2 separate regions of the Mus musculus genome follow, and region 1 is linked to region 2. The links are chromatin loops, found by intact Hi-C in ENCODE. Cell type or tissue: heart. All regions are shown on one strand. Links, peaks and the distances in the headings refer to the core of each region. The heading gives the core; the rest is flanking DNA.

Region 1 (5,073 bases), core at 596-4,595, 1.0 Mb before region 2:
CATGTCTCACATCTGATTGGTTACTCTCTCTCAGTACCTTACAGAACCTCATTATCATACCTCATTTGCATGTCTCACATCTGATTGGTTATACTCTCAGTACCTTATAGAACCTCATTATCATGCCCGGGCCAGGCAGTGTCTTTGCAAAAAACTTTACTGCATATGTACACATTGGTTGTTTGTCCAATCTTATGCGTGGTGGCCAGCAGTAGTCAGTGCCACTCAGCAACGACACATGTGGCTTCCCACAGGTGCTTCTTTCAAGTGACGACCCGAGTAAGAAATGTTTGTGAATCAAGGGATAGTTGCCCCTGGGAAGCCGGACCTGGGGAAGTCTAGGAAGGGCACGATCAAAGGTTTAAGTCAATACCAGATGGCAGGCTCTCTACTCCCTTTGAAAACTGACTGATAAGTCATTTACGTCAACTGAAAATCGAGTCCCAAGTATACCAAAATGTTATTTTTTTTCCCCCAGGATATCCTGAAGTCTGTTTTCAAATTCCTTTACCACATAGAAAAGCAAGGCGATGCAGGTTTCAGGGTCCACAGGAAAGATGCTTAGCTGATGTGTCAGCATGCGTAAGATCGCCTCAGTTCAAGTATGCCATAGCTTTAGTTTCCGTTGGAACACTGGCGTGACTTAGGGGATACATTGATTAGCTGCCTTTGCCTTAGAGATGGATGTTCAACTCGTTGAAGTGAGTAGTTAAATCCAGTGTCCTAGTTAGGGTTTTACTGCCGTGAAGAGATGCCATGACCAAGGCAACTCTGAGAAGGACAACATTTAATTGGGGCTGGCTTACAGGTTCAGAGGTTCAGTCCATTCTCATCAAGGCAGGAACATGGCAGCATCCAGGCAGGCATGGTGCAGGAGGAGCTGAGAGTTCTACATCTTCATCTGAAGGCGGCTAGGAGAAGACTGGCTTTCAGGCAACTAGGATGAGGAAGGGTCTTAAGCCCACGCCCACAGTGACACACCTACTCCAACAAGGCCACACCTCCTAATAGTGCCACTCCCTGGGCTGAGCATATACAAACCATAACATCCAGTAAAAATGAGAAATCTGTAAGCCAGTTCTCATTACATTCTGGCACGGATTTTGCTTTTGATGCCACCTGTGAACAGCTTGACATCATGTCACAGATGAAATCTTTTCGACATGGGGTCCCGAGTTAGTCATCTTTCCTCAGGAAAGCAAACGGAGTCGCCACAGTTAACATCAACAACTTTAAGGAATTCTTGGAGTCAGTGATGACTTAATATTCCCTTCGTTCTGATGAAATGTAGTCTTAACCAGCGAGACAATGCTATCCTCTTTCTAGGCCTCTCTCAGTGCAGTCATGGAGGCAGCTACGACCAAGGACAAAATTTGCTACTAATTTATTACCATGTATCTGGATCATCTATCGTTTTCCCCTTTGTATTTCCAGGTCCTGTGAAATGTGGAGAGCCTCCTTCTCTACTTCTTCATACTTAGTAAAACATCCTGTTTTCCTTTTGCTTCTCTTACGGTTTGCTTTTTATGCTTGTCTCTTTCTGGAATTCACTTTTACATAAGATGTGCATTAAAGTGTCCTCTTAACATATTTTTCCCAAGTGCTTACCCAGGCTGTCCACAGCATTTGTCAAGTGGTCCATTCTACTGATCTGAGTGCTGTCTTTACACCATGCTAAGTCCCTGTGTTTCTGGACTTCCAGATCTACAACCGAACTCTGTGTTCAAACTGCACTACCCAGGCAGTACAGAGCTACTCTGGCTAGGTGGGGGAAAGAGGCTACACCCGTTCCCGTGCCTTCTCTTTCTTGCCGATGATAATCTAGAAGATTGGGGTCCTGGAGGTCAGAGTTTGAAAGCCACCGATTTGGCCACTACCTGTTTCTCACTGAAGATGGAGAATCTCACTGATGCCTCTTCCCGCCCCATGTGTATAAATGCCCCTGTGAGAGAAGTCACATGAGGTGAAGAGCCCCTAGCTCATGTCCCAGACAGCTAGCTATGGAGGCTCTTGTGAAGGTGTTTGAGAGAAATTTTCAGGAAAAGGGGACAGTCATACACAGAGTTCTGTATATCTATGTCCAACTACCAGGGTAGTTACAGATGGGGAAATACCAACAGGTACAATGGACCATGGAGACGGAGGGAGTGTCAGGCTGCGTGTTCGCCTCGCGTTGTGGTGCTCAGAGAACAGGCACGTTGCTCAGGGGAGGCAGGATGCCATCCGTAACTACCAGGGATCTCAGTCGGTTTCTTCTCGGGTGGGAAACAGTGGCACCTGGGATGTTTGCTTGTGGGTCCCAGTCTCCTGTGTACCCAGTTGCTGCTGGGGTACCGCAGGGAGTAGGCACGGGGATCCCTGGTCTTCGCTTCCCCTCAGGGTGTCTGTGGCCAAGCAGGAAGAGGAAAGGCTGCCTGTTAGGTTCAGAATGAATCCCAAGAGTACAGAGGGGCTGGGAGAGAGAAGGCCTTCTTCCTGGAGATTTGGGCGTGGCTTTTTACCACGAAGCCCCGCCCCCGCCCTACCCCCCCCCCCCCCCCCCTTCGTGGCTATTCGTAAGGAAGAGACTATTCTTGCTTGTCCAAACTTTTATTTGATTGCAAATGTAAATGCATACACCTTACTCTGGGTGAACCAGGGATTAAATACATTTTGCAGGAAGGGATGCCCAGGGAGGGAAGCTCATTGGCCTATCTTGATACCTCATTAGCATGGAGAACTCCAGGTTTTTATGCTATGTGGCTGATTGCATGGTCTGCTGGGTGTTTGTGTGTTCATGCGTGTGTGCCATGGTTACACACAAGTAACATAGTTACACGAACAAGTAGATCGTGGCAGGAAGCTGGCTCCACTCCTGCCCTTCTTAATTCTGAGATTCTGAGTCTGCTCAGCCTTACCAGTTCTTCTGTCTGGTGGCAGGCCACTTGTTCCACAAGGGAGGACATCAGCTATCCTATCACTTTACCCCTTATTCCTTTGAGACAGAGTCTCTCACTAAACCTAGTTAGGCTGGCTGGCAAACCTCTGCAAGCCCTCCTGTCAATCCCAGCATCCCCTGCACTCTAGGATGAGAGGTGAATGTGTCTTCTTCATGAGAGTTTTAAAGTTTCATCAGTGTAGTAAGCAAACAACTGGCCACCACAGATGTTAGGTAGTAGTTTTCATATGCAGTACACACTAGCAGCCGCCTAGGGTATGTGCATTCTGGAAAAGACTCTGGCTGTGCATCGACTATCAGGGGATTAAGAGTAGAGTTAACCTACATTCTGGGATGAAGTGTTCAGTAAATTCCAGATGGGTCAAGTTAATGATTGTCTTCTGCACTCGTTTTCCCAATCATCTGTCAGGTTACATCTACTTGAGAGGAGAGAGAGCAAGCTTTGGGGTCTCCCTTTCTCTATTACTGGCACTGGAGGACTTGCGATTCATCAATCTGACCACTAGATGCCGCTGTTGCTTCACGTGAACATTGCCATCTGCCGGACTGCGAGGGCTGTGTGTATGTAGGGGCACTTCCCGCTGCCCTTTAGGTTACAAGGATGGCTCTTTTGTTTTTCCTATGTCCTCGAGCCCATTTTGTTCATTCGCAGACATATGTACTCGCAAGTATGTACATATGTATTCGCAAGAGGCGCTCAGGTACAAAGTTTGCTGCCAAAGACTTCCGCGTCTTGATGAATGGTTTCAAATAACTTTCTTTTAAAACTTGCTAGAGGCTACACAAGGTGTCTGTCCCAGGCTGTACAGAAGGCAAAGTGCGGCAGCCCTCCTTTGAAAATAATATGTAAGGTAAGGTGTCACACTGGGGACAGGAGTAAAGGTCACCCTCCTGGGTGCAGAGCTAGCAATGGAATAGATGCTCTCTGTATGTCTTGATGTTCCAGAGACCTCGGAGCTGGAACAACTCTGGAAGGAGATCGGTTCAACCTCTTCTTTACAGAGACCAACAATTTGGCAACCTCATCAGTGGACCAGTGCCTTTGTGGATACCCTCTCCACACCTCCCTACTGATGAGATACGCATGGGGCAGTTTCGCTAAAGAGTGTAATCTGCGTATGCTCTAATTAGCCTGCCTTCTATGGCCCAGGATCTCCTCTCATGATTTCCAGCTCAGAGTCATTCAATACCCATTTACTGAGCAGTTTGAAGTCCAAGGTCCTATGCTAAGTCTTCTCAGGGTCTGTTCCATAGGTACTTGAGATCGATCTGACTAATTTTTACAGGCTCCAATTCTATATCAAGAAATGTAAGAGAAGCTAGATTCCACTCATCGATGGTGTTTTACAAATCTCAAGTGGTGACTTAGTTCCATGGTTTTAGTAAAATGTGGTACAGATGGACGTCTGTCCAGGGAATGTGCAGAGCAACAGTGTGGGTGAAGGGCATCGGACACAGGTAGCACAAGGTATACACACCACGTGCCCTTGAAGTCTGCGGTGCCTCCTTTTCTCTGCCTTCCTCCCTTCCTCCTTCTCTCCCTCCCTTGCTCTGTCCCCTCCCTTCCTTCTTCTCTCAAGTCTCATATCCATTCACATCCCCTCTCTCTGTGTCTCTGTCTCTCTGTCTGTCTGTCTGTCTGTCTCTGTCTCTGTATCCCTGACTGGCCTCAAAATCATGGCAATCTTCTGGGTCAACCTCTTCAACGGTAGGATGGTAACCGGGAGCCACCACCCCTGGTCCGACCTTTAGTTTATCGAGCTCAATAACTGTTTACAGGGAACATGGCCTGTGGGGCCTTTTCAGTTCCAATCTCCAGGAGGTTTCAGCTTAAAAGGGTGATCATAAGGCCAGGTAGCCTCAGTTTTTTCTGTTTTGCTTTGGTGGGGGGAGTAAATGTTTATAAGAAGTCACACCTTTTCTTACCAAGGTGACCCAAGTGGCACTTCTGGTTTGTTTGCCATTGGCTATAGTAACCCTCAGTATTACACTGGCTGGATCAACACGTGTTGGTATCACTGGAAGAACTAGCTGTGTTAGCCAAGCCACCTGGTTCTAAGTGTTGGGAAACCCCTGGAAACTGAATAGATAATTAATACCAAGAGAAAGACTTGGCGAAGCAGAAGGACTCCACA
Region 2 (5,073 bases), core at 617-4,616:
GAGCTTGTGGGTGGGGGTTGGGGACTGAACTGCCCAGAGTTTGTGATTAGTGATAGAAAAGGGCTTTAGCCATTTGGTTTGGATGGTGAACGAGGTGGTAAAAGAGCGGACGTTGATCAGATGATCAATAATCAGGAGTTTCCTTTTTCTTTTCAACCTGCTCATCTACGATTTGGGTTTTACGTCTCAAGATGAACGCATAGCCGTGTTTGAAACATTCCGGAAGCTGCTTTTGTGGTGTTTTCCTTGGGTAGCTTTGGGAATATGCGTGGGAATGGTTGTTCCTCGAGGTGAGATTTTTCAAACGTCAGGCTCTGCAGAGGTATTCACGGGATTCTTTCGGTGATCTAGTGTGTTTTAAATTCAAATGAAGGAATCTGTAGACATTGGTAAGTAGCTCCTTTATCCTGGTAGCTCCTGCTTCAAGTTAAGTGAAGATCAACATCTCCTGTAGGTCTTGGTGCCATTGTTCCTGAGGTCTGAGACCTCCGGCATCCAGGAAGCTGGCATCACTTCTTTAAGACACAGGGAGACACATGAGTGGGACCAGGAAGGAGGAACTTTACAGACAGTAAAGTCAGTGAAGCTGGACATTGCCAGCCTGAAGGTAACCAGGCTCCCAGAGCAAACGCCTGCTTTCGAAAAGGGGGGTGGGGCTGGGGGATGTCTCAAAAATAGGGAAGAATTTGGTGACTAGCATAAATGTAGGGATAAAAATCACCATCCTCAAAAAAGGTACAGGTGTTCTATACAGTCTACAGGTATCCAACACATTTCTTATTTGAATAGATGGCGTATGATGAGAAAATACAATGAGAATATGTAGACTATTTGAAAGCGTGATCACCACGAATAACTCATGGACATTGTGGAAGTTCCCAGACAGGGCTGGGTGCCACAGGTATCTGGGAATCCAGGGAAGAGTTTGTGTTTCTCTCTGTGCCTCTCTTATTTCTTTGCCCTTTGTCCCCCCTCTCCGACCCCCCCAGTCCTTCCTCTCATACCGCAGCATCTACAAAAGCACAGAATAGTTCCCCAATGTGGTAGAATATAAGCTCCATATTTTGTACAACTCTGGAAGTATTTTTGAGAATTGTAATGCATCTTAACAAGGCATCAACAGAGAAGACACACAACTACTCACACCAGGGATACGTGATATATATTTTTTAAATCCAAAGAACTTGAAGTTGGCCGGACTGGAGCAAAATTTCCCTACGGAGGTGCTAGAACCCATTCTCTGTCAACCTTTCCTTTTCTCTTCTCAATTATTTTCCTAGTCCTGCTGGAACGGTTCCTCTTGGCCCATCTCACTACCTGAAGGAAGTCTGACTGAGGTGTGGACAAGGCTACACAGGCTGCTTCATTGTGCACTATTTAACTTCTCTTGAATATCCTCAGATTCTGGTATCTGTCTTTTGTAACCTTCGGTTTTAGTTTAATGTGTGTGTGGTGGTGGGGCAGCTGGGAGACATATATTGGAAGTGACAGTGACTATTTTTAAAGAACAAAACAAAATTTTTGAAAATTGTACCTGATAATTAAGTCTCTCTGGGAGGCCATATGTTGATCCAGGTGTGGGGCGTTTGTTTATAAAGAAGTTTTTTTTTTGAAAGCTGGCTACACTTAGAGATAATCTCTGTAAGGTTGGTCTCACTCACCTACATTTAAGTTAAACCACTTGATTTCAATTAAATAAAGCCATGGTGTGTTCCATAGCAAGTATTCCCAGGTCTGAGGCGGCTGCAGTTACTTACTTCAGTTTAAGAAACATTATGGGGGGGGGGGGGGAGAGAGCTGACTCAGGATGTCAGCCCACTGCCTCCTCTTGCAGAGACCCAGATTCAATTCCCAGCACCCACACTGTGCACGCAACCACCCGTAACTCCAGATCCAGCGATTCTGATGCCCTCTTCTGGCCTCTGCAGGCATTTGATTCTTGGACTACACAGACACCCGTGCAGGAAAAACACCAACACACATAAAAAACAACTCTTCAAAACAAACAAACAAACAAGGAACCATTGTCAACCACTTCCAATTGGAAGGGGGGGAAAAAAAAAGAACTCATTTATAAAAGTCCAAACTATTTATAAAAGAACATTCAAGAACCTGTAGTTGATCGTATATGAGAAAGTGGTCAGGGTTTGGTATGGAAGGAGAGAAACGTCATATGTATCTGAGTTCATCATGTGTACTTTTGCATGTTAAATAGAAAGGAACTATCTCAGCAGGTAAAGTGTCAAGATTGGAAGCAAGAGGACCTGAGCTTTGGTAACCAGAACCCACTGCAAACCCTGTATGGCGGTGTCAGGAGGAAGAGAAGGAGGAGGGGGAAGAGGGGGAAGAGGAGAAGGGGAGGAGAAGGAAGAGGAGAAGGAGGAAGGAGAAAGAGGAGGAGGAGGAAGAAGACAGGGAAGGGGAGAGGAGGAGAAGGAGGAAGGAGGAGGAGGAGAGGGAGAAGAAGAAGAAGAAGAAGAAGAAGAAGAAGAAGAAGAAGAAGAAGAAGAAGAAGAAGAAGAAGAAGAAGAAGAAGAAGAAGAAGAAGAAGAAGAAGAAGGGGGGGGGGGAAGAGAAAAAAGAGGAAGAAAGTGAATTCTGCTTTAATACTTGAAAGTGCACCGTTAAATTTCCCTCTTCTATGTCTTGGTGGCTAGGGCATCCCTAGCAGTTTAAATATGGCTGATATTTACATCTCATCTGCTAATACTTTGTAGGGAATTAGTTTAAGCAATTAAAACCTTCCCCTTCCCCCTACCACCCATAAAACAGAGGGCTGTGAAAGAAGAAGCCAACTAGCTGCTTCTAGTCCAAACTGAAACTTGATGCAGTTTTAGTAATTGCTTCCTCAAGACCCTTTACTGCCATCTGTGGGGCATTTACAGGTATTACCGCCCAGACTCCCTGCTGACTTCAAGACAATAGAGAATTAGGGGGTTGTGGGGAGAAGGGACCGTGGCCTACAGGACTGTGAGAAATGCCTCCAAACAGACTTCTGGGTCCTTCCAAAGGCTGACACTGCTCCTGTCTGCACATCACTGATAAACGGCTGAGTCCTTCAGGTAGGTCTCTCCTGCTGTTGCCTTCCTGCAAACGCCTGTTGCATCCAGGTCTCGAGAAGGAATGTTGCTGTTGTATCTGGAGGTCCCTGCAGGCCACGGCAAAGATCCCTTCAGCAGTGTAGGACCCTCTCTGGGGGAAATGGTTTTTAAGGAGTGTGAATTCAACTTTCCATCACTTCTGGAGGCAGGGCCATAAATTCCAAAGGTCTCGGGCAGGCCTGGTGGAATGCAGCATTTCAGACAAGCTCCAACGATGGGAAACAGATTCAAGTAGGTGCCATCAAAGAAGGCAACTGGTCATTGGAGACGCAGCTGAGGTTGGGGTACTGGGGGTTCAGGGAGAGGAGAGGACAAGAGAGAAGCCCTGTGGGGCTCAGGCAGCCAGGAAGCCCCTCATCATAAAGACAGAAATAAGGTTTGGCTTCATTCTTTTCAGCCCACTGATTGCTTTATTTCAAATTATCCTAACTACTTAGCATGGTAAATTAAGTTGAAACCCCCACAAGTTTGAGGAGGATGTCATCTAATCTGATTAAAAGGAATATTCCTCGTCACAGGCTGGGAAGGAAATGAAAATTACTCAGAGTGCACCGCTATTTGCTAATTTGCATAGGCTTGCACATGCTATGCATCAGAAGAGCATATGCTCTTTACTTTTAATGAAATAATTTCCCCTCTCTAAAGACCGTTAGAGTCTCTGTCCTTCCTATCTGTCTTTCTTTCTTCCCATCTGTCTCTTTTTGAATGTTAAGATTATTTCATGGGAAGGGTACATAAAATATGCTAATAATCTCCCCGCTGCGGGCAGGGCTGGGAGGTCCTGCTGCTGCCTCGCTGAGCGTCCCAAAGGTCCCCCTTGCCAATCTCATATAATTAAAGGCTCCCTTTACAGCCCTTAGAAGGTTAGACTTGATTCATCTGAGGCTTCCATTGATGGGGCAGGCGGTTTAAACCCAATCCTTTGGCTCGACTTCCCAAATAACTTCTTCCTGACCCCAAGGAATAGCGCCTAAATCAAAATGAAAATGAAGGGGAGAAAAATCTCCATCAAGCTCATGCCAACCCCCATCAGCAAGGTCTGTGATGGTCCCCTTGTGGCTGCGCATGCGCTGTCACTACCTTTGAAAGGTGGCTGTTTTTTGTTTTTTTGTTTTTGTTTTTGTTTTGTTTTGTTTTGTTTTGTTTTTTTGCCTCCTCTGCTCTTTAAGGAAAAAACAAACAAACAAACAACAACAACAACCCTGGACAAACATTGGCCGCTGCTGAAGGGGTCGCTCTCATTTTATCAATGGAGGCAAGAAGGCCCAGAGAGATGAGATGATGGGTTAGCAGCCAGAGGCTGGGGAAAGATAGGAAGGTTGAAATGGAGCTATGTTTTGGAGTCTCTGTGGATATTCATTCACTTTTGGTAATATTTTAGCAGATCTCATGTCTAGTTGTAATGTAGCCAACAGAGGAATTCTAGTGAATTCCCCAACAAAATTACATTAGGATCAAATGTGATCGTTATAAACACTATCCAGATGTTGGGGATGGACTGCATATAGCTCTTTAAGCCCCAAATTACAGTATAATAAATGCAAGCATGGGGACCTGCCAATACATCTGAACTTCGTGTCGGAAACCAGGTCTGACCTTAATTTAACTCTATAAGGAACCATGAGTTTCCTCACTTGAGAGGTAAGGCTGCATCCGAAGAGCTCCAAGTCCTGTAGTGTCCCAGGCTTTACCGCTCCCTTGAAGTGGGATCGGATCCGGTTCTGGAGCCCAGCCAACTCGAATGCAAGCATTTTATTAACACATTTAGAAAGGAAACAGAATTGCAACTAGAAATAACTATCGAGGTTATAAAACAAACTCGTGAGATTGAAGGGCAGCGTTAAGGTTGCATGTGTGCTTTGTAAATCTCCGGGAATTAAGATACTACAATAAGCACACATGAAAATGTGTTGAACCTTAAACACAAGATGCCAACTAGAACAGGCATATGGAGAGAGGGTACTGAGAGAAT

Evidence for each region. A loop is a pair of places that touch in the nucleus more often than their neighbours do. Peaks named below come from ENCODE experiments on the same cell type or tissue, not always from the same donor. Only the 100,000 strongest peaks of a DNase experiment are listed, where the experiment ranks them.
Region 1: it touches region 2 in a loop (5-fold over the local background); 17 of 42 quality-filtered maps call a loop at or near these places.

What each region holds. Positions count from the first base shown.
Region 1 is chr10:121,255,017-121,260,089 of GRCm38, reverse strand. No RefSeq gene overlaps it. Among named protein-coding and RNA genes, the nearest start is that of Gm35404, 15 kb to the right of the region's middle. In heart, for the core only: no CTCF peak of the experiment used is centred there; no DNase peak of the experiment used is centred there; H3K27me3 peaks cover 787 bases.
Region 2 is chr10:120,245,408-120,250,480 of GRCm38, reverse strand. No RefSeq gene overlaps it. Among named protein-coding and RNA genes, the nearest start is that of Llph, 21 kb to the right of the region's middle. In heart, for the core only: a CTCF peak has its summit at 2,880; no DNase peak of the experiment used is centred there; H3K27ac peaks cover 786 bases.